4 separate regions of the Homo sapiens genome follow, and regions 2, 3 and 4 are each linked to region 1. A link is a contact called in ENCODE Hi-C or POLR2A ChIA-PET data. All regions are on one chromosome and are shown on one strand. Each heading gives the region's core, a stretch centred on a gene start or an enhancer-like site at or near the end of the contact. The rest is flanking DNA. Distances are from core to core; before and after follow the strand shown. Region 1 holds the start of OLMALINC (oligodendrocyte maturation-associated long intergenic non-coding RNA). Region 2 overlaps ERLIN1 (ER lipid raft associated 1). Region 3 holds the start of CHUK (component of inhibitor of nuclear factor kappa B kinase complex). Region 4 overlaps SEC31B (SEC31 homolog B, COPII component).

Region 1 (6,400 bases), core at 2,775-5,274:
CCTTGAAAATGTTATTCAAAGTCAAAGAAGGCAAAGAAGTCAGACACAAAAAACTATATATCGTATGATTTCATTTATTATGAAATGTCCAGAATGGGACATCTAGAGACAGAAAGTTGATCTGTGGTTGCTAGAGACTGGGGGAAGGGTTGCCAATGTGCATGGGTTCTGTGGGGAGTGATGAAAATGTTCTTTAGGTAGATTTTGGTAAGGGTTGCATGTCTCTGTGAATATACTAAAAATGTCTGCATCATACACTAAAAGAGTAATTTTATGGTATATAAATTATATCTTGATAAAAAATTATATTTTAAAAAACCCTCTTAATGTTTTACCACTAGTTGTAGCTGAGACACAAACCCAAATATATTAAGTACTGATGAAAATAAATTTTTTGATTAAAGGAAGTGCTCCATATTCTCTCTCTCTCTCTTTTTTTTTTTTTTTGAGATAGAGTCTCACTCTGTTGTCCAGGCTGGAGTGCAGTGGCACGTTCTCTGCTCACTGCAACCTCTGCCTCCCGGGTTCAAGCGAGTCTCCTGCCTCAGCCTCCCAAGTAGCTGAGATTATAGGCATCTGCCACTATGCCTGGCTAATTTTTGTATTTTTAGTAGAGATGGGGTTTCACCATGTTGGCCAGGGTGGTCTCGAGCTCCTAACGTCAAGTGATCTGCCCACTTCGGCCTCCCAAAGTGCTGGGATTACAGGCATGAGACACCACACCCAGTCCATGTTCTCTTAATTATGCAGTGATGTAGTCTCTAGTCTCAAACTTCAAAGGGACAAAGACTAGCCACATGAGAAAAGGCAAGCTGCTATAAACTGGAGTATAATATGACAATTTGGCTGTACCAAGTTACTTGGAAAAATCGAGATACCATGTTCTACATTTAGTTAAAGGGGTTTAGGCAACTGCATAAACACAGACCTAACTTCCTTTTGAGTGGGAAATTAAAGTTCTGAGTCCATCAGACTTGTGGATACAATCATAATAACAATAACAATATTTACTAGAGCTGGGCACTGTACTGAATGCTTGGCAGTGTGTTATCGCACCACATCCGAAGCAGGTGTTATTGTTACCTGGATTTTACTGATGAGGTAACTGAGTTCACTTGGAGAAAAAGCTGTGAGAAAATGTGTAATGTTGCTATGATCTGGTTCCAGACCTATGGTCTTAACTACTGGCTCTACTGGGTGTGGAGCAGATGACAAACTAGATATGTCGTAATCTGTCATATGTCCAACTGTATGCCTGGCAATATTCAGTTATACTCAGAGGCAAAGCCTGGTGATGTGACCCTCCTCCCTGGGTGGCAGTGGCAGGGAGCTTAAGTTTTGCACAAACAGCAGATGCATCCACTGTTCCGGAAGAACCCAGCTCACTCCACCTCCTGACCCGTCTTAACATTCAGTCACACCTGGGTTTTAAGCTTTCCTCTCAAACCATAGATACGTACCCAACATTTCCTGTCTACTTTTCCTAAACTACACTTCACCCTCCTATAAGATTGTGAGCTCCTCAAAAGCATCTTCCTCTTTCAGAAATGTCTCCCTGCCCCTAAACAGTCAGCACTGGAAATGACAGAATGAGCTCATGTCTTGCTCTAAATTCTGTCACTGCTACAAACTGTGTGAAATGTCACAGGGAGTAGGAGTCATATTTTGTGACCTGTAGTTAACTTTCCGTGCTGCAGGCAAAGCGCTGATTCTTGTACACTGACTTTGGAACAAATGCCACAGGCCCTAATTGCAGGCTCCAAGGAGTTGAGATTCCATACTGGGGTTGCTGGAGGCAGAAGCCTTCCCACTTTCAGGACCCGGACCTGCCCTTCCCCCACGCGGTCCCGCCCAGCCAGCTACACCCTGGCCACAGAGCGCTCACAAAGGCTCAGTGTGTGTATGCCGGGCTGACTCACAGTGGTTCTGGGCCCAGGCGAGGACCTTCTCAGAGGGGCGGAAGGGGCCCTCTCCCTCCTGGCCATTTTCCATGGGGAGCAGTCAGTAACCAGGACCATGCCAGACTTCAAAAAACAGAGAGGAAAGTGGAAGTGAAAGGCAGCAGAGGACTCAGAATTGCTGTTTCTTATTTCTTTCTTAGAGAATTATGGACAGCAGGAAGGACTCACCTTTTAGTCTGTCAGTTTGTTTGCGAGAGAGAGAGAGAGAGAGAGAGAGAGAGAGATACATTTTAATTGAGAGACAATTCACACAATATAAAACTAACCACTTTATTTATTGAGATAGGGGTCTCACTATATTGCCCAGGCTGGTCTCAAACTCCTGGGCTCAAGTGATCCTCCTCCCTTGGCCTCCCAAAGTGCTGGGATGACAGGTGTGAGCCACCGTGCCCGGCTAAACTAACCATTTTATTTTATTTATTTATTTTGAGACAGAGTTTTGCTCTTGTCGCCCAGGCTGGAGTGCAATGGGATGATCTCGGATCACTGCAACCTTCGCCTCCCGGGTTCAAACGATTCTCCTGCTTCAGCCTCCTGAGTAGCTGGGATTACAGGCACCTGCCACCATGCCCATCTTTTTTTTTCTTTCTTTCTTTCTTTTTTTTTTTTTTTTTAGGAGAGATGGGGTTTCACCACGTTGGCCAGGCTAGTCTCAAACTCCTGACCTCAGGTGATCCGCCCGCCCCACCCTCTCAAAGTGCTGGGATTACAGGTGTGAGCCACCGTGCCAGGCCGAACTAACCATTTTAAATTGACCAGTTCTGTGGCACTTAGTGCATTCATAACATTGTGCAAACACTACCTTTTGTTCTAAAACATTTTCACCCCAAAAGAAAACTTGAACCCATTCAACAGTGATTCCCCATCTTCCCACCCACACTCGGCCCCTGGTGACCATCAGTCTGCTTTCTGTCTCTGTGGATTTACCACTTCAGGATATTTCCTATACATGGAATCGTACAATATATGACCTTCTGTGTCTGGCTTCCTTCTCTTGGCATAATCTTTCAATGTTCATCCCCATTGGAGCATATATCAGTACTTCATTCCTGTTTATTACCTATTCATATTCCATTGTATGAATACACCACAGTTGGTTTACTGATTTATCAATTGATGAACACTGGAGTTGCTTCCACCTTTTGGTTATTGTGAATAGCACTGCCATGAACATTTGAGTGCAAATATGAGTACCCGTTTATAATTTATTAGGGTTTATATCTAGGAGTGGAGTTGCTGGGCCAGATGCTAATTTGATATTTAACCTTTTGTGGCACCATCAAACTGTTTCCCCAGTGGCTGCACCACTTTAAATTTTCTCCAGCAATGTATGAGAGTCACCCTCTTCTTAACGTGTACCCATTTGTCCCTTTCCTCTTTCCTACTTTTTACAAAGCCAGTTCCCCACAGACTTCTCTTTCCCCTGGAGTAGAGGGTGGGAGAAGTTGCATCTCTAGTAGAAAGACTATCCAAGCCTCCATTCTTACCTTTTCCGCAAATAGAATACGGTGACCAGGAGGAGGAGAGGACAGGCTGCCACCTCCCTGTGGTCACTAAGGTACACCCACTACAGCCATTAACGCGACTCCGTAAAACTACCCTCCTAGCGACCTCCAACGCCTCGGTCCTCACCCAGAACATCACATTAAACTTTTCAACAGTCACAGATAGGAAGGGGCTCGGTGTGGAAGGTGCCAGCTCTGGCTCAGCCCTGCGGGTGAGTGTTTAACTTTCAGCCCAGCTTAAGATCTCCGAAGACACCCATCGCCTCGTCCTGCCCAGTCCCCTCCGCTAAAGGGCCGGCCTGCCCGGGCCTGGCTGGCAGCTGACATGAATGGAGAGGAAGCGCCTCCCTCTCCACCCACTCTCGCCGGGGTTACTGCCGGTCACAGACCCGGGCCTTCAAGAGCTATTTACACCTACAACAGCCCACCAGCGCCTGACCACGCCGGAGCCAATCAGCGGCCCCCAAGCTTGTCTGATTCTGTCTGCTCCAATCAGGAGGCGCGGTCCTTCCAGCCTCTTGCTCCTGTGAATCACAGGTCGGCGGGAGCCTTTTTTCCTTTTTTTTTTTTTCCCGGGGAGTCGGCCTCGGGGCTCTGCTCTCCTACCTCAGTCTGCCCTACCCTGGAATGGGGAAAATGCGGACATGCCACTCAGTCCGGCCGCGAACAGTGCTCCAGAACTCAGAGAGTTTTCCAGACGGGTGGAGATCGCGTTCCCTGCCCGCCGAGGTCCCATCGCTTCCCTGCTGGGAAGACAAATGAGGCGCTTTAGCCGTCTCCACGGCCAGCCCCTCCCTCATAACCCGAGATTCTTTGTGGGCTCTTAGTCCATAGCTGCCTTTGAGGTGGTGTAGACCTTGCTAACCAGGACGGCCCAGTAGGCAGAGCTCATTTTTATTCCTGTCTGCAATCGTGCAAAAACGCCTCTTATGGAAAAGCCAGAGCGCCAGGAGTCAGCAAAACACACTAAAGATTGGGCAGTCACTGGGGAGAACGTGAGTAAAAGCACAGGAACAGCAAAGCGTTCAGGAACGTTCGAGGCTGACGCAACCGGCGCAGGAAGGTGGTGTGTGGTGGGAGAGTGGGAGGAGACAGTGGAAAGTTTAGACTTGCTTCTGTAAGTGATAAGAAGTCATCAGATATTTTCAAGCAGGAGAGGAAAATAATCTCTCTGTTTCGCAAAGTTAACTCTCATGGCAACAGAGCAGAGTAGCGGGGGGATGGGGGCTGGGAGATGTTGGGAAGCTATTGTTACCACTCTGGTGAAGAGTCATGGGACCTCAAAAGCTGGGATAGTCACGGTGGGAATGGAAAGGAAGGGCACAAGCTGAGAGGCATTTGGGAGGAGAATCAATAGCACTTTATTGACTGGATGTGTGAGATGAGTGAGGACAGCAATCAGAAGAGGACTTTGAGGTTTCTAGCCTGAGTGGCTGGAAGGACACCACTTCCCCTACCTGAAATAGGTAGCAAAAAGGAGAGAGAAAGAGAGAAGCAGAGGGATTTTGCAAAGGGAATAGGAGTTCAGTTTTTGACATGTGGCATTTGAATTGCAAGAAGTACATCCCTGTGGATGTAATACCCAGTAGACAGTTGGGAATTAGGATCTGGTGTCGAGAAGAAAAGTAGAGATGAGATCCAAAGGGTTTATAGTGGATCGGGAGAGAAATTGATGACCTAAAGAGAAATTATAGAATAAGAAGATTTGGGCAGGGCACGGTGGCTCATGCCTGTAATCCCAGCATTTTGGGAGACCAAGGTAGGAGGATTGCTTGAGCCCAGGAGTTTGAGACCAGCCTGGGCAACATGGTGAGACCCCGACTCTACAAAAACTGCAAAAATTAGCCGGGTGTGGTGACACATACCTGTAATTCCAGCTACTTGGGAGGCTGAGGTGGGGGGATCACCTGAGCCTGGGGAGGTCTAGGCTGCAGTGAGCTGAGATAGTGCCACTGCACTCCAACCTGGGCAACATAGCAAGAGCAAGACCCTGTCTCAAAAGTAAAAAAAAAAAAAGAAGATTCAAGTACAGAATCTTGGGAAGGTAGAAAGAGGACACAGAGGCCAGGTGTGGTGGCTCATGCCTGTGATCCCAGCACTTTGGACGCTGAGGTGGGTGGATCATCTGAGGTCAGGAGTTCAAGACCAGCCTAGCCAACATGGTGAAACCCTGTTTCTATTAAAAATTATCCAGGCATGGTGGCGGGCGCCTGTTAATTCCAGCTTCTCGAGAGGCTGAGGTAGGAGAATGGCTTGAACATAGGAGGCAGAGGTTGCAGTGAGCTGAGATTGTGCCACTACACTCCAGCCTGGGCAACAGAGTGAGACTCTGTCTCAAAAAAAAAAAAAAAAAAAAAGAGGACACAGAGCTAGCAAAACAGACAAAGAAGTATCAGAAAGATATGAAAAATTAAAAAAAAGCAAACTACGATACTGTAATAGAAATAAGAAAATAATTCCAGGAAGAGGAAGCAGGACATTGTTTATGTATGTACAAAACAGTAAGACATTGGTTAAATAAATTATAAAGCATTCATTTGATAGAATACAGCCATTAAAATTATGTTGCAAAACTATATAATTGCCATAAAGAGATGTTCAATGCATCTTTTTTCCCCCAGTGCATCTTAGAAACACTCAGGTTAAAAAATAGTATATATGCTGGGCACGGTGGCTCACGTCTGTAATCCTAGCACTTTGGGAGGCTGAGGCAGGTGGATCACGAGGTCAGGAGTTTGAGACCACCCTGGCCAATGTAGTGAAACCCTGTCTCTACCAAAAATACAAAATTAGCCCGGCATGGAGGCAGGTGCCTGTAATCCCAGCTACTTGGGAGGCTGAGGCAGGAGAATCACTTGAACCTGGGAGGCAGATGTTGCAGTGAGCAGAGATTGTGCCACTGCACTCCAGCCCAAGTGACAATGCGAGACTCCA
Region 2 (6,400 bases), core at 3,744-6,243, 220 kb before region 1:
CTACGGGTATTTTTCCAGAAGTACCTTTCTGGCAGAATCATCCAGAGTTTTTCATAGCGGATCCATCCCACTTGTCAGTTTTTCCATGCTTCTCATCCGTCTTCCACTTAGCCAACAAGCCACTGAGGCTACTGCCTGTCGCGCAGCTGAGACCACCGCTGGCCCCACTACTGCCTCCGCCACCACCACTTCTCCTGCCCTGGGCAGCTGCCGCCATCTTGTCGCAAAAAGCTTTCTTTGAAAGGTTTGTTTCCAACCTTTGGGAAAAGCCACCAATGGGTAATAAGACTTAGAAGGCCCACCATGCTCTACCTTGCCCTTCCCCTCTTCTCACACCCACCTCTTCAGCCTCCTGTTTTGGTGCTCTCATTCTCACTAATAATGTTGCACCTATATTGAATATTTTTTTACCATTTCTGGAAGGTTCTTGAACTGAGGTCTTCACACTATTACTCAATCCTTTAAAAAAAAACAGCTTGAGATATAATTCATATGCCATGTAATTTATAATTTAAAGTATACAGTTCAGTAGTTTTTATTTTTTATTTTTTAAATTTTTATTTTTTGAGATGGAGTCTTGCTCTCTCACCCAGGCTGGAGTGCAGTGGCACGATCTTGGCTCACTGCAACCTCCGTCTCCTGGGTTCAAGTGATTCTCCTGCCTCAGCCTCCTCCAGTAGCTGGGATTACAGGCGGAGGCCACCAGGCCCAGCTACTTTTTTTTGTATTTTTAGTAGAGACAGGATTTCACCATGTTGGCTGGGCTAGTCTCAAACTCCTGACCTCAAATGATCTGCCCACCTCGGCCTCCCAAAGTGCTGGGATAACAGGCGTGAGCCACCGTGCCCAGCCTCAATAGTTTTTAGTATATGCAGAATTATGCAACTACCACCAAAATCAAATTTTAAAATCTCTTCATTACCCCAAGAAGAAACGCCGTGCCCATTAGCAGCTACTCAATTCCCTCTCCTCCCAGCCTCAGGCAACCACCAGTCTTTTCGTCCATAGGGATGTGTCTATGATGAACATTTAATGTAACTAGAACCTGGCTTCTTCCTCTTAGCCTAATGTTTTCAAGGCTTATTCGTGTTGTAGCATGCATCAGTACTTCATTCCTTTTTTATAGAATATTCCATTGCATGGATAGACCACATCTGATTTATCCATTCATCAGGTGATGGACACTCTGGGGTTGTGTCCACCTTCTGGCTACTATGCATAATGCTGCTATAGAGCGCAAGTCTTCGTGTGGACATGTTCCCATTCTTTTGGGTAGATACCCAGAAGTGAGATTGCTGGATCGTATGTTAACTCTGTTTAACATTTTGAGAAACTGTAAAATGTTTTCTAAGGCAGTGCCCTCATTTTACATTCCTACCAGCAAATTATGCAGATTCCAATTGCTTCACTTCCTTGCCCACACTAGTTACTGCCTTTCTTATTATAGCCATCCTAGTGGGTGTGAAGTGGCTATCTTGTTGCATTCCTCTAATGACTAAAGATGTCGACCATCTTTCTCATTTTTTTTTTTTTTTTTGAGACGGAGTCTTGCTCTGTCGCCCAGGCTGGAGTGCGGTGGCGCGATCTCGGCTCACTGCAAGCTCCGCCTCCTGGGTTCACGCCATTCTCCTGCCTCAGCCTCCCAAGTAGCTGGGACTACAGGTGCCCGCCACCACGCCGGGCTAATTTTTTGTATTTTTAGTAGAGACGGGGTTTCACCGTGTTAGCCAGGATGGCCTCGATCTTCTGACCTCGTGATCCGCCAGCCTCGGCCTCCCAAAGTGCTGGGATTACAGGCTTGAGCCACTGCGCCCGGCCCTTTTTCATGTTTTTATTGGCCATTTGTATACCTTGTCTGAAGAAATGTCTGTTGAGATCCTTTGCCCATTTTAAAATTGGGTTGTCTTTTTATTGAGTTGTTATTCCCCGATCTTTAACTGGCGGATGCTCTTTTTCATTCTTTATCTTCTCCCTCTTTTTTGAGACCCTCCTAGCACTGCATTCCTCCCACTTTGATAAGTCTCTCAAGTGCTTTGGTTACGGTCTACTTTCCCACCAGACTGTTCTTTTTTTTTTTGAGATGGAGTCTCACTCTGTCCCCCAGGCTGGAGTGCAGTGGCGTGATCTCAGCTCACTGCAACCTCTGCCTCCTGGCTTCAAGTGATTCTCCTGCCTCAGCCTACCAAGTAGCTGGGACTACAGGCACATGCCACCACACCCGGCTAATTTTTGTATTTTTAGTAGAGATGGGGTTTCACCATATTGGCCAGGCTGGTCTCGAACTCCTGACCTTGTGATCCGCCTGCCTCTGCCTCCGAAAGTGCTGGGATTACAGGCGTGAGCCACCACGCCCAGCCCAAGACTGTTGATTCTAAGAGAGCAGAGACTATGTCTGTCTGACTCACTGTTGTTCATTACTGGCCCATTACTTTATACATTTTAGGTTTCCTGGCACATATCAGGTACTCAACAAACATCTGTCGAATTGTATTTAATGTGATTTTCACAGTTTCTCTTGTGTCAGGAGGGTTGCTGTCTCCATTGAAAAGGTTTTTTTGGGTCACCTCCTCTCTAACCATTTGTGGTCCTGTCTCCTACCAGTTGGGGGTTGTCCCAGAGGCTATTAATTCTTGTGCTCGAGTTGAGCATATGTTTGGACTGACTGCAGCCTCCATAGCGTTGGAGGATCCCTAGGGTGAAAAGCAGTAAGTGCAGCTCATGTGTGAGGTGAGATGCAGTCAGAGGAAAGTGAATTGATGCCTCATGGAACTGTCTACCATGGCCACAGCTGGAGTTAGAGGTGGGGTGGAGTGGAATTGCGATAGGGCGCCAGAGGCATCAGACACACCCAGTTTGTCAGAACCTGCCTTAGGTGTCTGAAATCCAGTTACAGTTATTGTGCCTATTAGGATGCACACCCTGACAGACTTGCATATGGAGAAAACCAATGCAATTTTGTTTTGAACAAATTGCCTTTCTACCCCTGCATCAACCACTTATGGAATGTGCTGTCCCCAGGAAGGGGATGTGATCTTGGCCCGGGGCAGGGGTCTTTAGCCGAGGAAAATTTCTGCAGAGCGACTCTGCTAAAAGCTGTCACCATGAACACTCCCAGCAACCAGGAGAATGAGTGATTAACATCTGCAAACAGGATCTGGGTGTTGTGCCATCAGCCCTGCACTGTTCACCTCCACTTGCTTTGTAACCCAAATAAGGGGAGCTGCTCCCCCAGGCTCCAAAGGGCTGATCTTTCTGGAATCAGCTGTCATACCGCTCAGCTTACTAAGAGCACCTCTGCCAAGTCCTGCAGAGGGCAGAGAAGTCACCCATAAGTCACCACTTCACACATGAACCATCTCATTATCCCTTTTCCTGACCTCGACTGCAGGGCTTACAAATCTCTATAAACATCCTCTAAAATCTCCCCTCAATTTAGAGCTTTCATCACCCTAAACCTAATGGCTTCAAAGGCAAATATAAAGGGCTGTGGTAAACTTGGATCTGGAATATGACAGGTTCAAATCCTTACTTTGCCACTCATATTCATGGGATCTTGAGTAATGTAATCTCTCTAGATCTCAGCTATGAAATGAAGTAATAGTAGAGCCTCATAAGGTTTGCAGTGGACAGCCTCTCATGCCTCCTGGCACTGCATTTTGAAATGCAATAGCAAGTGCTTCTCCCACTGCCTGGAACACACTCCACCATCACCACTGCTCTCTTCAGCTGGCTGTCTGCCTCCTGTCCATCCTTAAAAATTTGGCTCAGATCAGACATTGCTTCCTAGAAACCAAAAGGCTGGGCTGATCTTTACTGGTGCCCCACAGCACCCAGTGAACACCCTGCTTACTTACCACACTATCACACTTGCCTACTTACTTGCTGTATTGCCCCATCCTACACACACACACAAGGCTATATGGCTTTTTGTTGCCTCAGCAACTAGCCTACAGTAGATACTCAATAAATATTTATAGGAAGAAAGAAAGGAGACTATTTTTTGTGTGTATTTTTAGTAGAAACAGAGTTTCACCATGTTAGCCAGGCTGGTCTCAAACTCCTGACCTCAGTTGATCTGCCCGCCTTAGCCTTCCAAAATGCTGGGATTACAGGTGTGAGCCACCGAGCCCCACTGGAAGAAGACATTTTTTAAAATTAAAAAAAAAAAAAGTAGAAAAATTGATTGAAAGAAATAAGAAAAATTGGAAAGACAGGTACTAATTCAGAAGAAATATGGTAAGGGAAACAAGTAAAACGTCATTCTGCATTACAGTCTATGTCAAAATAGACACTAGGAGTGAGCAATGAATTAACAGTAAATTTTTTGTTTTTTTTTGTTTGTTTGTTTTGAGACAGAGTCTTGCTCTGTCGCCCAGCCTGGAGTGCAGTGGCTCGATCTCAGCTCACTACAACCTCCACCTCCCAGGTTCAAGTGATTCTCCTGCCTCAGCCTCCTGAGTAGCTGGGGATTATAGGCACGTGCCACCACACCCAGCTAATTTTTGTATTTTTAGTAGAGATGAGGTTTCACCATGTTGATCAGGCTGGTCTTGAGCTCCTGACCTCATGATCTGACCGCCTCAGCCTCCCAAAGTGCTGGGATTACAGGCATGAACCACTGCACCCGGCCCAGTAAATTCATTTTAAGTGCTCATACCAGGGCAGAGACCAGGAGAAAGATGAGAAGCTGGCCCAGCTTGTTGGGATGCTCCTGGAGGGCTGTGGTTGGGGTTTAACATCCAGCTAGCTTAGCTCATAGCTGGTGAAGACATTAATCTACGTGTTCTATTATGCAATTGCAGGTAGCAGGCACTGTGCTCACTCTCTCCACTATGGGAACTTATAGCTACTCAGAGACAGACACATATATTGACTCCTGTAGACAACTGACTCCTGTAGACAAGGTGAACTAATGCATCCCAGCAATTACCACGTGCGAATCTCTACACTAGATGCAACAACATATCCTCCTGAATCCACTGAAGAGTCACCCTGCAAGGATGAGTAATCAGGTTCAGAGATGTTAGGTAACTTCCCATGGTTACACATAAAGTCCTGACATGGACACTGTAGGCTCACTTCTAAGTTTTTTCCATGACTCACTTGCCTGATTTACCTGCATGTCATATTCAACTTTTTGTTCTTTCATGCAACAAAGCCATCTCATATGGGCCAGATGCCATCTTAGGCATTAGCAACAGAAACAATCCCCAGGGAACAGCACAGCCACAGCCCCCGCCCCCGCCCTCAGAGAGATTAGCATTTGTGAAAACAGACATTGAGCACATAATGAGACATGAAGTGTGCATGATGTGTGACGGGGGGGAAATACAGGATGCTAACCCAGGCCAAGCAGTTCAAAGTGAACTGAAGCTTTTACATCTGAAGAAGTGATGAAGACTCAGGAGTTGGCTGAGGAAAGTCAGCACTACGAGGGAAGGAAAGTGAACCAGGCAGATGGAACAACGTATGAGAAGGGACAGACAGAAGGTGCATTCAGGGACCTTAGAGAAGGGTGGCTGGAGAGGACAGCAGGGGCCAGATCACGAACTTCGTGTGTACACATTTGAGACTTAATCCTAAAGCGATTAGAAGCCACGGCTTCTAATTCACAAATTCTTTTGCCACAGAAGAGGCAGAAATCACTTCATTTTAATACCTACCAATAACCTATAGGATGGTCAGTTCAAATTATTCTCAGGTCCACAGCAACTGACCTAGGATACTATGGGGTTGATCCCATAAGAACAGGAGGAAAGAGCTGCTTTCCCCACAACTCCCATTACCACTCCCTGCTGGCCCAAGATCACCAGGAAATTGATCCCAGGAGGAAATACAGAACGTTTGGGAAGAGCAGGTCCAACTCTGGCTCTTGGGCCGCTAACATCTTAATAGTCAAGTTGGTTATATTGTGCCATTACATTACCAGTTATAATTTACACAAATTGTCCTTCTCTGGCTTGGTCTGTCTCCTCCCCTCCTCAGTGCAGAAGTACTTTTGCTCTCAGGGACGGATCCCAGTGGCCTGATGCTCCATCCTCCCTCCTTGCCCCTCTGCCACAGGCCCTGTCCCACAAAGGATTAGAAGAACACCCCTTGTTAAATTCCAGGAGTCAGCAAAGAGTGGACACCTTGTTTTAAACATTCTTATACCAGGTAGGCAGTATTCTGGCAAGAGTATAACAAAAGCCTCTACAGTTAAGTTAAACCCGCAAATAAACTGGCTCCCTAGTTGAAATGTGCAAGACAGCCTTAGGAGCATGTTAAGATGACAGAAAAATGAAGACGTGGGAAAAAAAAACACAAATCACTGATAGTAAAATAATTTTATTTAGTTTCTTATTTTAAAAAAGGTAGCATTTCAACATATAAATTTAGACTCAAGATTACAGTGTATATT
Region 3 (6,400 bases), core at 2,425-4,924, 140 kb before region 1:
CTTCTTCATAATCTGGATTTCATGGCACCATCGTTCTCTGTTTTTGGTACTTAGCTCTAGGCGACAAGACTTAATTGCTATTTTGAGATCAAGTTCCTGCCAAAATAGAAAATCAACAGAAAAAAAAAATTAGGTTCTTGTGAAGATTTATTTGCTACCAAAGAAATAACTTAAGACAACAAAACTTTTTAGCTTTACTAATTAAATATATTTATCCACAGCTCTCTTGAGGCAATGCTTTTTAAAAAGATAAACCATGAGACTATTACACCAATGCTTTAAAACTGACCTTCAAACACACAACAGCATACAAGGGAAAAGTGCCTGAAACTGATTTTATAACAGGTCTTTTCAGAACTCTCTCTCATATATAATGTTAGAAAAAAAAAGATCCTGTCTCCTCAGCAAACCCCTTTCAGAGCTTAATCAAGACAACTAATATGTGCCCCAGCTTCTAGCATAACTAAAATGAAGAAGGTAATTCAGGGCTTCCTGGACTCCAAACAGCAAGAGAAAGTTTTAATATAACCAAGCCTAAAGCAAAAAACTCCAATCCTAATGTATGCATTTCAAATGACATGAAGAAAAAAAATCCTACCAATGAGTGTACTTCTGCTTCCATAGCTACATAATGAACCTAACATCTCTTGCCTGTGACTAGTAATTTAGCCAATTCTGACTGAAATTAAACCCATTCTGATGCATATTACAGGAAATAGCCAGACCCCATCATATTCTGGCAACATTAATAATGCAGCTCAGAAATAGCAGTCAGGGCTAAACAGGCTACACTATGTTTCTGATATCACAAGGAGAGTTCAAAAGAATTTCCAACATATGTAATCTCTGACACAAACCAGAGTTGTAATAAAGGCTGTGTATGAATACAGAGAGAAGAGCCCAGGGGCCAGGACAGAAAAAATATATTATAGGTGGGGAAGCAAGACATAGCTTGGATAGGGTAGTGTGAATTGGAGGGTGAGAGGAAAAAAGAAGCTAGAGATAAGATGATACCTGGTGCATAGAGAAGAAGGAAACTAGGATAGACTGCATGCTAGCCTACCCACAGTTCTCACTCCCTTCAATCTTCCTTTTGTTATGAGCAGGTGACCAGTTATATCTATGTCCCATGCAGGCCTTTACCACCATGGAAATGAGAATCAGGCACAACCATGAACAACACTGAGCCCTGAATGCTCATGTTAATGGAGCAATAAGTTATCTATTTCAAAAATCCCACTTTGTAAGATCCTTCAACTCCTTAATTTATATTTCATCAACTCTGTGAAATTCTACCTTTTCACAAAGAATATTCTATGGGAAGTTTATAGATGTACAACAACAACAAAAAAGTCGGAATATTCTGGAGATAGGGTTATGGCTGTACAACAACGTCAATGTACTTAATGCCACCTAACTGTACACTTAAAAATAAAGTGATAAATGTTGTGTTATGTATACTTTACCATAATAAAACAAAAAGTGATTAATTCATCCATCCCCACCCAGGGACCAAGAAAAGAAGTCACAAAAGCTGCCAGCATGCATCCTTTTTCCTTATGACCAGGCGGATAGGCAGGCTTAGGTAACACAGGCAACATGCCACTGGAAGCACTTGGCTCCCACTTTTTTTTTTTTTTAGTGTGTTATGTTCCCTCTGATGGTGAGAATTATTAAATTTACTACTTATCCTGCTATCACAGGACTTAATGCCTTAGTCCTTCACCTTCCATTCTCTTTCTCCAAGATTTTCTCCTATGCCCTATCTAGAAACCTGGTTCACAAAACTTCCTCAGTTCTAACAGTTTCAGTTGTCATTCTAATTACCCTAAATATGCCTATTTTCCCAAGGTAGACTCCTATCTCCCCTTTCTCCCACCCCAAATTACGAGCTTTCTCACTACACCCATGTTCCTTTAGATAACAAATTATTACTTTTCCTCTTGAATTAACTTCTCTATTCACAAGCCAAGCCCAGGCATTTTAGTAAGATCTTACCTGTTCATCTTGTCCCATATGTTGTTCCACTCAAATTTATCCTTTACAAAACCATTTTCCTAGAACAACACTTTTTATCTTGACATTTCCTTAAGGCCAATTAATGAGGAGCATTATGATCATAGCAGCAACAACAACAAAGTAGCAGCAGGTGCTAACAGTTGAGGGCTTTCATGGGTCAGGTACCGTATTTAGCTTTACACACATTACTATTTTATTTAACTCTCAAATCCATGATGCATGTAATTATTATACTATACTTACTTTACAGGCAACAAAACAAAGCCTATATTACAGGAATTATTAGTCCAGGGTCTATTTACCTAAAATGTCCTTTAGGAAGGCACGAACCTCTCAAATGGCAATGCATGGTTGTGTGAATGTGCATCTGTGCATTTTTCTGGGGAAAGGGTTCACAGCTTTTATCGGTATATCAAAAAATACATGTCCCAGGCCTGGTGCCGTGGCTCACGCCTATAATCTCTGCACTTTGGGAGCCTGAGACAGGTGGATCGCCTGAGGTCAGGAGTTCGAGACCAGCCTGGCCAACATGGTGAAACCCCGTCTCTACTAAAAATACAAAAAAATTAGCCAGGCACGGTGGCGGGCGCCTGTAATCCCAGCTACTCAGGAGGCTGTGGCAGGAGAATCGCTTGAACTCGGGAGGAGGAGGCTGCAGTGAGCCGAGATCGCGCCCTGCATTCCAGCCTGGGCGACAGAGTGAGACTCCGTCTCAAAAACAAAAACAAACAAACAAGACCCAAATATGATTTTTTAACTGCTACTACAATGGTTAAACATTCTCTATTAAATCAAAGTAAAATTCTTGAGTCTGATGTTAACTGTCCTCCACCTACTAGAGCGCCCCCCATCTCCATCTACTAATATAGCCTTTCGTTTGAAGCCATGCTCTGCACCAACTCACCCTCATACTGTCCCGACCTGGAATACATCCCCAATTCCAAAGCCCATCCATGCTTCCAAAGGCTTAACTCTGGACCCATCATGAAGCCTTCCTTGTCTACTCCAGTCCCCACTGATATCATATGGCCTCCAAGCGCGCGCGCGCGCGCGCACACACACACACACACACACACACACACACACGGACGCACACATTCCCAAAGGCAGTCCCCTTCAGCCCTCTTCTCACACATTCGTGCTCCTACATACACACTGTGACGTGCATCTGCCTCACACACCCTGACACTCCACATTCACAGAGACACACACGCACTGTCACACTCACTAAACACCTGGTCACAGCCTGACAGTCATACCCAAGTTCCCCGCAACAGCTCTATCTATGCCCAGTACCTCAAATACAACTTTGGACACACAGGCATAGTATCTTTCTCTCTAATACACACACACAAGCCCACTGGCCCCCAAATACTGCCCAAGGTCCCACCAACCATCTATCCCACACTGTCAGCCCTGTGTTCCACAGACGCTCAAACCCACCGCCGCTCCAACCCACCGCCGCTCCCTCTCACGCCCCGCCTCACCCGATGCTGGTACAGACAGACGTTCCCGAAGCCGCCGGTGCCCAGCCGCTCCCGCATCTCCCAGGGCCCGCCCGCGCCCGGCCGCAGCCCCGGGGGCCGCTCCATGGGGCGGGAGGGCAAGCGGCCTCAGGTTCCACAGTTGTTCCAAGGCCGGTTCCGGGCCGCCGATGCTCGCGCGTCTTTGTTCTCGCGAGAATGAATGCGTCACTTCCGGTAACCGCTGCGAGAAGGCCCTTCCCTAAGTTCTCCCAGGGCGCTGCCAGAGCCCTGCCGGCTAAGGGATGGGGAAACAAACAGGTACTCGGTCCGCTCTTTAAGTCCCCTACGTATTTTCCGGGAGGGCTGAACGGAACCACAATGTTTTTCTAGTCTTGGAAAACATAAGATCTCTCCAAACCCCACATTCCCGTCAAATCCACTTTTCAAAGCAGCCCAGTCTCTCCTGTATTTTTTTCTTTTTAATTAAGATGGGGTCTCGCTCCGTTGCCCAGGCTGGAGTGCAATGGCACGATCACGGCTCACTGCAGCCTCGACCTCCCGGAATTAAGCGATCTTCTCACCTCCCGAGTAGCTGGGATTGCAGGCGCGCACCACCTCGCTTGGCTAATTTTTTATTTTTTGTAGAGACATGGTCTTGCTACGTTGCCCAGGCTGGTCCCGAACTCCTGGTCTCAAGTAGTCCTCCCACCTTGGCATCCCAGAGTGCTGGGATTATAGACATGAGCCACCGCGTCCAGCAATTAGTCTTTTCTAAACTTCATATTGTCTCTACTCCTATCTACACTTCACCTTTCTTCAGATCCCTGCCATCTATCCTCCAACTCCACCACCAGCTGATCCGGCACGCTAAAGACCACCAATGATTTAAAGGCTGCGAAATCGTTAAAATACTACGCTAGCAGGCCCACTAATGAATTAGCCTTCTTGTTCACTGACTTCCCAATACACCTGCTCCAGGATATCCCCTGTCATCCCAAATGACTCAAGAATGTGACGCTATTCCGGAGTGAAGAGTGTTTCTCGGGATTTCGCGAGCTTTTTTCCTAGATGCCTCACAGAGCTTGCTGTCCGGCAGTCCAGTTATGGGTTTGCCAGCACAGTAGTTCATTGTGAGAAGTGTTTCTAATGGGTGCTACAGGGCTGCAGAGGCAAGCTTTGGGAATGCTGTTGGTGCAGCAAGTGCTTCCGGGTGGCGGATTGCCATAGCATAGGGGAAACAACTCCTGGTCTTCCATTTAAGAGGGTCATACCTTCACTGTACCTGGGGGATCTCAATACTCCAAGTAAAGGAATCAGCATGGAATCAAATTATTGATAAATGTGATGCTGCAACCAGAATGTTGAGCACTGCATGATACAGACGAAGTCGATGTTGTAGGTCATTAGTAACATGTGGTATGGGAGGTTCTGGTTTCTGTAAGTGCATGGTTTCCATGGACTTGGAGATGATGATGCCTCTGAGGACATGTCATTTAGAGCTGGGCAGACCGCACAGAGAATTGTGGTACAGATTGTTGTAACAGTATGAAGCCCTCTCATTTGCTGTATGTACAGCATGGCCAGTGCTAATGTGCTCAATTTCCGTAGGTGGGGCTGTAATCTCGTAATTCCCAGTCAAAAGAGGTAGGAAGGGATGCTGAGGACCCAGGGATACTGATGATTGGGCTGACCCAGAAGTGGCCATCTTTGTGGAAACCAGGTTGGTTCCCTTGGTTAACTTTTTAAATGCCCCCATTCCCAGGGCCATGAGTAATTTGAGTTGTTTTTTGTTGTTGTTGTTGTTATTGTTTGAGATGGAGTTTCACTCTTGTCACCCAGGCTGGAGTGCAATGGTGTGATCTCAGCTCACTGCAACCTCCACCTCCAGGGTTCAAGCAATTCTACTGCCTCAGCCTCCCGAGTAGCTGGCATTACAGGCGCATGCAACCACGCCCAGCTAATTTTTTGCATTTTTAGTAGAGACGGGGTTTCACCGTGTTGGCTAGGCTGGTCTCAAACTCCTGATCTCAGGTCATCTGCCTGCCTCAGCCTCCCAAAGTGCTGCAATCACAGGCATGAGCCACCTGGCCTGTTTTTTAAAAAGCCTAAGCCTGTTGACCCCAGGCTCCACAATCTTCAATTTTCCGAGTCTCAGTTTTTTTTTCATGAGTAAAATAGAGGTAATACCTACCTCACAGAGATTTTGTGAAGATTAAATGAAACAGTGTCTGGACCATAAGTGCCCAATATAAAGGTAAAAATATTTTTCTTTTTGCGCCTAATATGTAGCATTCTCTTTGCTCCTTCTCTATGTAAATGTTAGATCACTATTTTCAAGCACTCCTTAAATACTGATATTTCTCAGGTAATCATCTTCAGCTCAGGACTGTATTTACCCTATCTTAATTTCACCTATGGCCTATACCCTGATGATCCCCAAAGCCCTGTAACCAACCCAGGTACTGATGAGTTTAGAACTGCCCAGCAGCACAACAGACACATATTAGATATATCAAGCACCTAAAACAATATCCAAAGGAGAATTATCTTTTTTTTCTTAAATCTGTCCCTTCTATTCCCCATTAAACTGTAATCTCTGGGACAACAGGGACCATATTGGGACATGACTATGGTCCTGGAGCTTAGAAAAATGCCTGGCACATAGGAGTTAAATATCCGAAGGACTAAATGGGCTCTTATCTATGAATAAGATGAATGCTTAAGAGAAAAATAGCAAAAGCCTTGGATCCCTTTTCCACTTTGGGTTGTTCAGGGAGAAACTGCCCTGTGTGATTTTGGAGTAACAGCTGGGCCTAAAGCTCTAGCCCCTGCTATTACACATACTACTTCATTTCAACGGTCACAGGCAACATGAACACAAGACACTTCTCAACCATGGAAAAACATCTGGATTT
Region 4 (6,400 bases), core at 1,850-4,349, 140 kb after region 1:
TGAAACCCAAAACACATGGCTGCAGCTGAGATTCTTCTACCCTCTCTCTCCCATCCCAGCATGCCCACAGAAGGGCCAGCCTACCTCACTGCTCCCCAGGTTCCGGCACAAGATCTGGCTGTCCTTAGCACTAGTGAGCAGCAGCTCAGCATCAGCCTGGCTCCATGACACTGACAAGATCCCCCTAAAAAGAGAAGGGAAGAGGAACTAGCATTTGTTGAATGCCTACTATGAGTAGGGTGCCTTATATGTCTTTTATACATTTTATAGGGCATATCAGACCATCCATGCCCTATAAAATGCATGGTCTGATATTATCTTACAAATGAATAAAATGAGGTTTTGAAAAATTAAGTAACTTTCCAACAGTTGCAGAGTCAGAACCCAAACCAAACCTCAGAGCCTGTGCACTATGCAATGTACCACTCTGCCTCTCTTAGATCACTGCAGGATGACCTGCTTCTTTTCACTGATTAGACAGTAGAGATTATGAATCAGTATGAATCACACAAACACTCATCACTATGGGTGCTTTTAGCCCAGGAGGTAGTAAAGACCTAACCATCTAAAGTCCCCAAGGAGGCCAGGCACAGTGGCTCATGCTTGTAATCCCAACACTGTGCAAGGCCGAGCGGGGAGGATCACTTGAGCCCAGGAGATCGAGGTCACAGTGAGCCTTGATCACGCTACTGCACTCCAGCCTGGGTGACAGAGCAAGAACTGGTCTAAAAAAATAAAGGTACCCAAGGAGATACAAAGGCACCATGGCCCTTTGGTTAGAAAGAAGAGATTGTGGAGGCTGGATAGAGGCCTCCACAGGATAGACAGGAGTCAAGTTGTTTTTATGAAGAAATCCTGGAGGAGGCAAGCTCATCACCTAAAGAAATGAACATTATCCTCATATCAGAGCCTGGAGGCTAAACACTGGTTCCAGTATTTCTCATTACCCCATTCCATTCCCATCTCTGGAATTTAGATGGAATCTCAGCCTCCTCTCCATAACCTCAGGGTCTAAGGGCCTCCTCTTGGTTAAGGCTGGAGTAGGTATTGGGTGACTATATGTTGACCGGAATGGCTTTAAAGCCAGGGAGGATGTTTAGTAGCTAAAGTGAGGGATACATTGCCTCCTACCCAGCCCAGTTATATCCACCATCCCCCCAAGGATATGGATGACGTCTGAGATGCTACCTGCTGTGGCTCTCCAGCACCTTCAAGGGCGAGGAGGCAAAGCGCAAGTCCCACAGCTGAATCACGGGAAGTCGATCATCCTCTGAGCACAGCACTAACTGGGTGGCTATGTCAGGATGCCAGGCCAGGCCTGAGCAGTGCATCTGTGAACAAAGCAGATCCCAATGGGTGCTGTAACCTGACTCTTTTGCCCAGTTGAAATGGGACCACTCTGAGAGCAAGTTTTCTGTCTCTTTTGTGACTGGGAACACCACAGGCATCAGAGAGTGATGGCCAGGAATAAGTAAGGAATGGCAGAAGCTTCCAGATCAGCTCTGTTTAGCTTCCCTAAGTTTTCACTCTCAATAGGAAATGTGCTAAGCGGCTGACTCCACATGTCCGACAGCTGAAAGCAGGACTCTGGCCTGGGGCAGAGCAGCTCTAACTGCTAGGCAGGAGAGAGAAGCCAGAGCCCAAGCCTGTGTTCTGGCCTCCAATACTCACCCTGTTGCTGTGATCACTGACTTTGATGATAGGTTCATTCTTCCTGAGATCCCACACAACTGCCTTGCCACTGGGGTGAGCAGAAGACAGAATGTGTTGGGCTTGCCGGTTCCAAGACAGTGCCTTGATGTCCTCTGGAGGCTGCTAAGGCAGGATGGGGACAGAAAGATGACAACTTGTCACCCCCTGGACAAAGTGACATCTGCTGTTCCACTGCTCCCAGCCACCCACAGCAAGTCCAAGAATAGACATGGGGCTACCCAAACTAAGACAGTGTTGCGAAGCTGGGAGTTGAATTTTCCAGGGAGGATCCTTTAGGGTATCAGTGTAGAAGCAGAGGGGATGGCAGGCACATCTAAGTTTTACTCCTACCCAAGGTTTTACTAAGAGGATAGAGTCAAGATTTTAAAAAACAGCCCTCTTGTCTAGGACAAAAAAAGAGGGAGAGAAGGAGGAAGATGAGGGAGGGAGGAAAACAGATACCCAAGACCCCAAGAGAGAGTGAGGCCGAGAGAAAAACCACAAGATGCTATCAAATTGAAACTTAACTTACCTCATGATACTGTAAGCACAGAAGAAAGAGAAAAGGCCAGGAAGCAAAAAGATGGGCCCAGTTACAGATTGACAGACAGCCTCTCCAAGACAGAAGACCAGACCCCCAACTGCATGGCAGAGCCACATACAGGGAGAACAAAGCTGACCCCCCCCTCCATAAAAAGGACAATGGTATGTCTGGGGTCCTACTCTTCCTCCCTCTTTGCTGGGCCCAATGCCCTACCCAACCCTGCGAAAGCTCTACTGTGATAAACAGCACTCCCATCCCTTCTTGTGGTGTCTTTTGCTCTCCCCAACTTTCATCTGCCTCCCAGAAACTCTTAGAACGAGTAATGAGCACAAACCAACTACCCCATATACACCCTCCACCCACCAGCCATCCTAACTCTTATCTGGCTGGTAGCATGTTAGTCTGTGGAGCTTTATTGCCCTCCAGTGGTAAAGTTTGATATCTCTTGAGCTCTGATTGGCTCCAGAACTCAAGACTTTTACTTAGGAGAATCAGCTGCACACTCCAGGGTTGGGTAGTGGGGGTGCTGCTCACCTGTGACTTGGATCCCAGGGTCATTGGCACATTCAAGTTATTCAGATCCCAAATGAAGATTTCAGAATCGCTGGCCCCTGAAGCCAGGAGGTTGCCCTGTATGAATAAAAAGTGTTTGGAGACATACCACCCTAGGAAGAAACAGAGCAAGAAAGGAGGAAAGAAGCCCAAATTTGGGGCTATCAAAAGCCTCCCCTGAAACAGCCTGGAAAGGGGTCAGAGTTACAGACTGGAGGCCACAAATGAATGCTTCCACTCAGATCTGTTGCTCCCTGGCTTGGCCATGTTTGACTAACTGAAATGTAGTACCTGGAAAGGATTCAAGTCGAGGGCTCTGACAGCCCCCGTGTGCTTCTGTTTCTGAGCAATCACAGGCTCCTTCCCCGAAGACAGGATGTGGGTCACATTGTATAGAATAAGCATGCCATTGTCCCCGCCGCCAACAATAACCCCGGAGCTTTCCAGAAGCCCACTGCCAAAGCTCCCCCAGACCAGCTTGTGAAACCTATAAAGAGGAGGAACTGGCATCAGTACAAACTTAGGTTCATGTCAGTAAGCACAGGATGGGCATCTCTGTCAGCTTCTGCCATTATGCAGGCAGCCCCACCCCTAGCTGGAACTTGCCTGTCTCCTTCATTTCCCAGACAGAAGGGATGTATCCTCCGCCCAGTCCTGCCCTTTCTCTGAAAAAATGTTTCATCTACGTTACACCAGAAGCCAGGAAGCCACTGCCTCTGAGTTGTGTGGAGGTGTATATATATACATATATATGTACATTTTTAAGTTAACATTGGGGTTATATAGGCTGGTGATATATACTTCAAATAGATTACTTCACATAATCCTCACAACTCAAATAGTCAGGTAATAATAGCAACCACTTACACTGACTGAATACTTGCTATGTATCAGACACTGTTTTAAGTGCTCTAGGTGTATTAGCTGTCTGAACATTTAACAACCTCATGAAGTATTACTATTATTTCCATTTTCAATTGAGAAAACTGAGGCACAAAGAAGTTATAAAATTTCTATACACAGAGGTAGTAATTTTATCCCCATTTTAGGATAAATGCTAGGAAGTAGCAGGGTCAAGGTTCAAAGTCAGGCCCATCTTATTCCAGAGCCTGAGCTCTTAACATCATAAAATACTGTCTCCTATTGAGAGAAAGATTCAAACTCTTCTGTAACTATTAGAAGCAGGCTCCCTAGACCAACAATTCACTCTCAAACTGGAAATGAGAAAAGACCCAATGGCCTCCCCACCCCATGCCTCTCCCATGTGGCTGGCCCACTGGAGTGGCCATGTGGCTGCAAAGGGCCAGACCTGGAGACAGAGGCATGAAAGGATACACTCCCACTCAGGAAATACTTTTCTGGATTTCTGAGGATGCTTCTAACAAGATAATGCCAATGTCTTGCCCCAGAGAAAAAGATCCCTTTGGATCCCTGGATCCCTTCTAGACAAGTTTGGGTCCTCTGCAAAGCCCCTACGGAAGACATGTGAAATCCCTGAAGCCTCATAGGTGGTCTGTCTCTCACTTCATAGCTGCTAGCCAAGGACATTTCCACAGCCCTTTGGAGAAGCCAGATATCACGCCAAATGAGGTTACAAGATCTCCAACTGCAAAGAAATATTCCCTGCGAACAGTCAGCAAAGCAACTGAGTAGGTGATAGGCAGGAACTTGTTAGGCCAGTCACTGGAGCAGAGCCAACTGGTCAGAAGCAAAGTATGGAGAACCAGCTCAGACCAGGTCAGCATCTGAAGCAAAACAGCAGAGCCAACACAATGCTAGCTAAGAGGCTACTGCCAGAAAGGCTGTTTTCTAAGGTTGCAATGATCTTAATACAGCAGAAGGATGTTTTTCCATACAGGCTGAAGAGGCTGCCATGTCATCCAGGGACTGGAGCTCAGCAGGGGTAGAGGGCATGTCAACTGAGTAGCTAGAGAAGCCCACAGTAGGTCACACAGGAACCAGCGGAGGGTATGTGCAGTGAAAAACCCACATGAAGATGCAGAGGGTGCAGCGACCTCAGCATGGTCGGAACACATGACATACAGAGCACAGTAAAAGGTACCTGAGACCTCAAGGGGGAGTCACCAAAGGGCTGGAAAAGAGGGCAGTTACTTCAGAGTGGCAGTTACTTCAGTTTGCCACATACAGGGTGTGACAAAATGATTTTCTTTCTGTATGCATATAGAAAGCACATTTCTGTGGTTAACCACATCACTAGCAAGGGTAAAGCTGGCGCCTGAATAGGTTGTGATAGAGAGCAAACCTGGGCGAATGGGCTTAACACCTAGGTGGAGTTAAGTGAGGAAGGAGACTTGATGGTTCAGGGTGCTCAGGGAGTGTTCCCATCTCTACTCTGCAAATGAAAACGGGAACAAGAGATGGGTGGGTGCGTACTATTCTGCAACTTTCCTGTAAGTTTGGATTTTTAAAAAATAAGAAGTTGAAAAACAAAAAGGGTGGTCTAGCTGGGCACAGTGGCTCACACCTATAATCCCAGCTACTCAGGAGGCTGGGGCAGGAGGATCACTTGTGCCCAGGAGATGGAAGCCAGCCTGGTCAATAAAGTGAGACCCTATGTCTATTTTTTTAAAAAAGAAAGAAATATCTGCTGTATAAATTGTTTCCATGATTTATTCATTCCTTTGGTTTGGATTATTTCATTTTCTTAGTAAGATTCTTTTCAAAAAAAATCCTAGCTTCATGTTAGTGAACTAAAGTGAAAAGAGTTTGTCCACATTCAAGCCAAAATAACTTGGGAAACTCAAGCCTCCCTAGAAGTCAAACAGAGTGATTAAGGCAGTACTCCAAGCTGGAGAATGAATGGAGCATTGGTTGTTTGAGAGGAAAGCTACTTTTCTGAATGCCTACGCATCTACTATGAATCCTCAATTTACAGTGGGAAAAAAAGGTTCAGAGAAGTTAAAGTGTCCAAGAGGACAGCAAGTAGCAGAGCTGGGATATAAACTCAGGTCTATCCAACAACTAACCCATGCTCTATTATCTTAATGCCTCTAGAAAGAAGGCAAGTCTTGAGAACAGGAAAACTGAGAGAAGTACACAAATGATTTTTTTCTGCTTGATGTTGTCCCTTACAGAAGGCCCCCAAAGAGAGGACACAGTGCTCCCCAAGTAACTAGAATTGAGATAAAGGTAGAATGACAGAAGACAGATCCTCTACTTTCTCCATGTTACTTGAGGATGGTTCTTCCAGAGGTTATGGGGGCCACTCCAGAGAGCTAGAAACTCAGTGTATAGAGAGGGTAAGGTACAGCAGACCACACATTGATCTCTCACCTCATTTACCCACAGCAGCTATGTCCTCAGTCGATGATATAAACAGTGTGATATTCTCCCAGAAACCTTTCTTTTTGAGTGAAATTCATCTAACAAACCCAACACTGTTTGCTTCACTGCACATGTTAATCCATATTGATTCTGACTGCATCCAGAGGCATTTATCCATGCACTCTCTTCAGTCTATTTATAGCTTGAGGCTGTCCCTTATCTATACCCATACTGGTGTTTCAGAACATTTTTCTTTCAGTCAAATATTTCTAGGTAGATAATATTTCTCTGATGCATCAAAGATTGAGGATAAGGGGATCTTCAGGA

What was found. A loop is a pair of places that touch in the nucleus more often than their neighbours do. ChIA-PET counts read pairs that join two places held with the same protein, here RNA polymerase II (POLR2A). Pooled maps may share reads with other maps.
Region 2: a pooled map shows a loop between it and region 1 (14-fold over the local background). The contact joins the enhancer-like site here to the promoter of OLMALINC in region 1. A Hi-C loop is called at or near these places in 1 of 37 single-sample maps with no recorded cell type and 7 of 50 pooled maps. POLR2A ChIA-PET finds 5 or more read pairs at or near these places in 1 of 52 experiments (activated T-cell).
Region 3: a loop to region 1 is called in a map of naive thymus-derived CD4-positive, alpha-beta T cell, with 6 times the contacts of the local background. The contact joins the promoter of CHUK here to the promoter of OLMALINC in region 1. A Hi-C loop is called at or near these places in 1 of 168 maps with a recorded cell type or tissue (naive thymus-derived CD4-positive, alpha-beta T cell) and 12 of 50 pooled maps. POLR2A ChIA-PET finds 5 or more read pairs at or near these places in 4 of 52 experiments (A673, PC-9, activated CD4-positive, alpha-beta T cell and 1 more).
Region 4: a loop to region 1 is called in a map of naive thymus-derived CD4-positive, alpha-beta T cell, with 4 times the contacts of the local background. The contact joins the enhancer-like site here to the promoter of OLMALINC in region 1. A Hi-C loop is called at or near these places in 2 of 168 maps with a recorded cell type or tissue (gastrocnemius medialis and naive thymus-derived CD4-positive, alpha-beta T cell) and 13 of 50 pooled maps. POLR2A ChIA-PET finds 5 or more read pairs at or near these places in 20 of 52 experiments (Caco-2, GM10248, H1 and 12 more).

What each region holds. Positions count from the first base shown.
Region 1 is chr10:100,369,552-100,375,951 of GRCh38, forward strand. It overlaps OLMALINC (oligodendrocyte maturation-associated long intergenic non-coding RNA), which reads left to right and starts at 4,025. Exons shown (of 3, transcript NR_026762.1): 1 at 4,025-4,461. RefSeq lists enhancers at 3,588-3,917, 3,647-4,216, 4,018-4,147, 4,217-4,784, 4,785-5,354.
Region 2 is chr10:100,143,783-100,150,182 of GRCh38, forward strand. ERLIN1 (ER lipid raft associated 1) reads right to left here. Exons shown (of 11, transcript NM_006459.4): 11 at 6,312-6,400. It also overlaps the pseudogene SPCS2P2. Among named protein-coding and RNA genes, the nearest start is that of ERLIN1, 39 kb to the right of the region's middle. RefSeq lists enhancers at 4,393-5,592, 5,472-5,561. Within about 2 kb of position 4,994, at least 2 of the 41 ENCODE cell types and tissues checked have a DNase peak (open chromatin) inside an H3K27ac peak, as active enhancers do.
Region 3 is chr10:100,225,922-100,232,321 of GRCh38, forward strand. It overlaps CHUK (component of inhibitor of nuclear factor kappa B kinase complex), which reads right to left and starts at 3,675. Exons shown (of 21, transcript NM_001278.5): 1 at 3,507-3,675; 2 at 2-96. The coding sequence starts at 3,611. It overlaps CHUK-DT (CHUK divergent transcript), which reads left to right and starts at 3,739. Exons shown (of 4, transcript NR_186419.1): 1 at 3,739-3,803; 2 at 5,094-5,205. It overlaps CWF19L1 (CWF19 like cell cycle control factor 1), which reads right to left. Exons shown (of 14, transcript NM_018294.6): 14 at 6,377-6,400. RefSeq lists silencers at 3,413-3,652, 4,722-4,984 and an enhancer at 3,763-3,812.
Region 4 is chr10:100,506,237-100,512,636 of GRCh38, forward strand. It overlaps SEC31B (SEC31 homolog B, COPII component), which reads right to left. Exons shown (of 26, transcript NM_015490.4): 4 at 3,080-3,275; 5 at 2,771-2,866; 6 at 1,672-1,815; 7 at 1,189-1,331; 8 at 85-184. Among named protein-coding and RNA genes, the nearest start is that of SEC31B, 10 kb to the right of the region's middle. RefSeq lists a silencer at 343-543. Within about 2 kb of position 3,100, at least 3 of the 41 ENCODE cell types and tissues checked have a DNase peak (open chromatin) inside an H3K27ac peak, as active enhancers do.